2 separate regions of the Mus musculus genome follow, and region 1 is linked to region 2. Evidence: chromatin loops called from intact Hi-C (ENCODE). Cell type or tissue: heart. All regions are shown on one strand. Region 1 has its middle 6.6 kb from the start of Mybl2. Region 2 has its middle 25 kb from the start of Gm35750.

What was found. A loop is a pair of places that touch in the nucleus more often than their neighbours do. Peaks named below come from ENCODE experiments on the same cell type or tissue, not always from the same donor. Only the 100,000 strongest peaks of a DNase experiment are listed, where the experiment ranks them.
Region 1: it touches region 2 in a loop (9-fold over the local background); 10 of 42 quality-filtered maps call a loop at or near these places.

The regions. Positions count from the first base shown.
Region 1 is chr2:163,046,822-163,049,321 of GRCm38, reverse strand. No RefSeq gene overlaps it. Among named protein-coding and RNA genes, the nearest start is that of Mybl2, 6.6 kb to the left of the region's middle. In heart, a CTCF peak has its summit at 1,096 (motif pointing left); a DNase peak (open chromatin) is centred at 1,041; H3K4me3 peaks cover 330 bases.
Region 2 is chr2:163,329,921-163,332,420 of GRCm38, reverse strand. No RefSeq gene overlaps it. Among named protein-coding and RNA genes, the nearest start is that of Gm35750, 25 kb to the left of the region's middle. In heart, a CTCF peak has its summit at 1,542 (motif pointing right); no DNase peak of the experiment used is centred here.

The DNA of each region.
Region 1 (2,500 bases), 280 kb after region 2:
CACTGGGGAGGTGGGCTTTGAGGTTCTATGCTTAAGTCCCGCCCAGTGCAGGGAAGAAGTAGTCTCTTCCTGGTTGCCTTGGGATCAAGATGTAGAATTCTCAGCTCTTCCAGCATCATGTCTGCCTGCACACTGCCATGCTTCCCACTATGATGATGATGATGGACTGAACCTCTGAAACTATAAGCCAGCCCTAATTAAATGTTGCCCCAGTTAAGAGTTGCCTTGGTCATGGTGTCTCTTCATAACAATGAAACCCTAACTAAGACAAGCACACAGCTGTAACTAAAACTGTACACATGGCACTTGGGAGGTAGAGGCAAGGTTGCTAAAGATCCAATGGCTGGCCTATAAAGCAAGAGTTGGGGAGTGGGGGATGGGGTAGAAAGAATCTTGGTAGTGTGTTCACTGACTAGGCATGAAGGCCTGGGTGTGATCTCTATTACCCACATAAACCAGGCCGGGTGGCCCAGACCTGCAACCAGAGGCGGAAGCAGGAACATCACTGAAAGTTTGAGCCCTGTTTGTCCTACATGGTAAATTCCAGATTACCCTGGGTTCTACAGTGAAACTCTCAAAAACCAACACCCCAAATCAACCAACCAAACCCACTCAAAACTGCTCCCCCAAAACAGGAAGGGAAACCTTTCATCTATACACCCATTGTATGGTCAAACCTTCAAAAAAATAAATGTATATGCCCACACAGATTTTCACATGTATATTAACAACAGCCCCAAACTGAAGACATCCCAAACCCTCAACAACTGCCTGGGTAAACAAATTACAGAGAGAAATTGATTTTGAAATGCTTTGCTAAAAGAAGCCTGAGAACAGGATGATGGCTGCCATCTGTATAAAACTCTTGGAACTGCAATCCCACTTTAAAAAGTGACAATGGCTGAAGAGAAGAAGAGAAGCTCGCAGGGGGACACAGCAAGTTTTCTCCTTTTGCATCACTCTAGGGGTCTCTCCAGACTCACTGGAAGAAGCATGGAGCCTGAAGACCTGTCAGTCAGCACCTTGGCTCTTTCCCAGCGCGAGTTCATCGGCAGTCTCCGCAGCTTGACAGCGTGCATCGGCAGAGCTGGCGGCCTCTAGCGGCCGAAACTCAAGCTGATTCCCCTCTCTGCAGTGGGAGTCCTAGCTCCCAGCATTGCAAGCTTATAAACACACAGTAGATTTGTCCCTATTTGTCAAGTTAAAGCATATATTTCCATTTACGGTAACACTGGTTGCAAAGAGGGCAGCTGGATGGCTGAAGAGGGTGGAGTTCTTTCCCCTTACAGCCTATGGATCACTGCTCAAGACTTACATTGTTAGGGTGTTTTTGTTTAAAACTAAACCAGAGTTTAGTGACACACATTGGTTTATTTCAGTTTCAGAAGACCTGGTGCCCTCTTCTAGATCCACTGGTACCAGGCACAGACAAGGCGGACACACATAACATGCAGATAAAACTTGAATACACATAAAATAAAATTTAAAAATTAAAAACTTTTTTTTAAAAGACAGGGTTTCTCTGTGTAGCCCAGACTATCCTAGAACTAGCTATGAAGACCAGGCTGGCCCCAAACTCAAGAGATCAGCCTGCCTCTGCCTCCCGAGTGCTAGGATTAAAGGCTTATGCCAATAAGCCCAGAAACCCATAGACAAAACAAACCAAACAAAGTCAGCCAGGTGGTGGCCAGAGGCCTCTAATCCCAGCATTCGGGAGGCAGAGGCAGACAAATCTCTGAGTTTGAGGCCAGCCTGGGCTATAGAGGGAGTTCCAGTATGGCCAAGGCTACATAGAGAAACAATGTCTCAAAAAAAAAAAACACAAATAAACAAGTAGACAAACAAACAACACTCCCCAAATTTCTATAAGGCACAGGAACAACAGAGTTTTAAACAGCCCTCTGATGCTTGGACACTGTGTGGTTTCTGTTGCTGTGGAGTAGAGTTTCTTTATGTCCCTAGTCCAGCCTAGATCCTCCTGCTTCAGCCTCCCAAGTAGCTATGAATACAGGGGTGCTATACTGTACTAGCTGGTGTTTAGAGGTAGCTGTGGATTCCTTTGATTTGAGACAGGGGTGTGTTGTATGGCCCAGGCTGGCCTGGAATTAACTTGGTATGTCAGGATCCTCTCAACCCTCAGCAATCCCTTTCCTCAGCCTTGAAAGTGCTGGACTGAAGATCAGGGGAAAAGTGCGTGTCTCCTGAATATTTCATTATATAATGTCATTATCACCTTTGTCCTATATATTAACACCTGAACTGCCCCCATGTCCTTAATTTTTGTGAGATTTATTTTATTTTGTGTGTTTTTGCTACATGCAGCTATGTGCACCATCTGTGTGGCCAGAAGAGGGAGAGAGATCACTGGTCTGGAGTTATGGATGGCTGTGAGCCATATCTGAGTGCTGGTAAGAACAGCTCTCATCTACTGAGCCATCTCTCCAGCCCCACTCTTTTCTTTTTGAAACAAGGTCTCCATAGCTTAGGCTGGCAATTCACC
Region 2 (2,500 bases):
GTGATGACATATGCATTGGCCCATTCACACACATTTACACACACTCACACACTCATATGTATAGACACACATTCACACCCACTCACACATATTAATATATACTCACACACATGCATTCACACACACACACACTCATACTTGCACATACTCATGCATACATATACACACACTCACACACACACATACACACTCACGTGAACAGACACTTACACACACACACACACAGAAGTGTTGTCAAAGAATAAATTTAGTTAAAAAAAATCTAGGACTTACAAATGAGAGAAAGCATGTTATTTGTCTTTCCAAAGTTGGATTAATCCACTTAGTGTGGTCTACAATTGTGTCTGTTTTCCTTCACACTCTATGACTTCACATGTTTCCTTTTTTTTTTTTTTTTTTTTTTTGGTTTTTCGAGACAGGGTTTCTCTGTATAACGCTGGCTGTCCTGGAACTCACTTTGTAGACCAGGCTGGCCTCGAACTCAGAAATCCGCCTGCCTCTGCCTCCCGAGTGCTGGGATTAAAGGCGTGCGCCACCACACCCAGCTTCACATGTTTCCATGAGGTAGCAATTGTGGATAGTGCTATAGCAAACATCAGTGTGCAAGAGAAAACAAGAGTCTAGGATCTTGTGAGGAGAGTGTAAGGAGCAGGAAGGGTGGGTGGGCTTTTCCGGGGGCCTAACCGTCTGCAGCCCGGTCTGGCCTCTGGCTTTCCTGGAAGGGGCCACCAGCTCCCTGGCAGGCCTATGTGCAGGTGCCTTCTCTTCCTGTGGGAAGTGAACTCTGCCCACAGCCACAGCAGGCACAGGTGCATGCACAAGTGGCCAGAGGCAAAGAGAGGTAAAGAAAGCATTGCCATCCTCCCTTCACCCCCCCGTGACCTCAAGCCCCCCCCCACCTCTGGGAAGGGAGATGTGTGGTCAAGTCAGCCTTTCTTTGTCTGACTTCAGGGATGCAGATTTTATCCCTGGTGACGAACCCGAAGCCATACCTTTCTGCTTAAAAGCAATCTGGGTGGCACCTCCTACAATCCAAGGGTACATTTTACTCCTGTGACATTTCTGGAGTCTGCAAGATCTACTCCTTTTTTTTTTTTTTTTTTTTTTTTTTTTGGTTACAGGCTCCAGGCCTGGGTAGCCCCTTCCTACTGCTGATCAGTGAAAAGAACAAACAGACAAACAAACAAACAGCTAAAACTCTCCAAACCAAATCAACCAACCAACCAACCAACTAGGTACCCATTAGGATACCCAGTGCAGGCCCAGAGGGGCTCAGAGCCAGTGAAGGTGCCAGGGCCTAGGTAGATTTGTCTCGGGAGACTGAGTGCTTTGCAAGGGTTTACTGCACACCAAGTGGTATTAAACTATCGCCAGAGCCACTTCAGTATGGCTGTACTTGCAGGGAGAGGTCTTGGACGTGGAGCCTAAGCATGAAGCTCAATTGTGTAACTCACTTTATCTCAGAACTGGATTCGAATGCATTGCTTTACCCGTAGAGTGCAATTTAGCGTGATTATTTAAGGTGCAGTTCTTAATTTTTACCACCAGGAGGCACAACTGCTCCACACATGAAAACAGACTTGCTCTGGAAGACGCTGATTTCAAAATAAAATCATTGTCATTACTGCCTGCTTTATTCTTTATGTTCCTTACTTCAGTTCTGAGATTTGAGGCAATGCTGTGTTATGCAGATAAGAACCTAAGATTTGCACTTCCGGAGGACCCAGGTTCAATTCCCAGCGCCCACATGACAGCTTACAACAGTCTGTAACTCCAGTTCCAGGGGATTTGACACCCTCACACAGACATACAGACAGACAAAACACCAATACACATAAAATAAAATAAAATAAAATAAAATAAAATAAAATAAAATAAAATGACCAAGATTCAAAAGCAGGTCTGTGCACCTGCCTTCAAAACCCACCTTTCACCGAGTCTTCAGTGGAGGTCACTTAGATGAGATGCTAGCAGCTGCTTGGGGTTTTTCTTTTTGTGTGTGGCTAGCAGATGTTTCATAGTACATTGAATATAATACTTTTTTGGCAGAGCAGTGTCTCCACTTAGCCACACTCTCCATTAAGCCCTCTTGTGTGCCACCCTGCTCGAATTTACCTGCCCAATCCTGAGGCACTTGAATTAACAACTACATTTGTGATCAGTGAGTTTATAGGCACAGTTATACAGACGTTTTGTGGACTAGCATGAAAGAAAACAGGAAAAATGTGAGGGTGGAGTTTGGAAGACACGTCGGAGAGATGGCTATGGTTAACTGTCATGCTGGAGATGTGGGAAGTGTTCACACCTGACACATTAGTGGCTTCCCTGTCACACACCCCAGTCAGGATCTGTGGATCTAGGTGATCAGTGGGAGGCTTGGGGGAGGGGTGTGGCATTCTTTGCTTGTGGAACCCTCCCAGGAGAGGGACTGGGGGACTCACATCCCGCACGGAGTCAGTCCTGATCCAAGCCTGTTGCCCTTTGCTTAGTGAGCCACTGG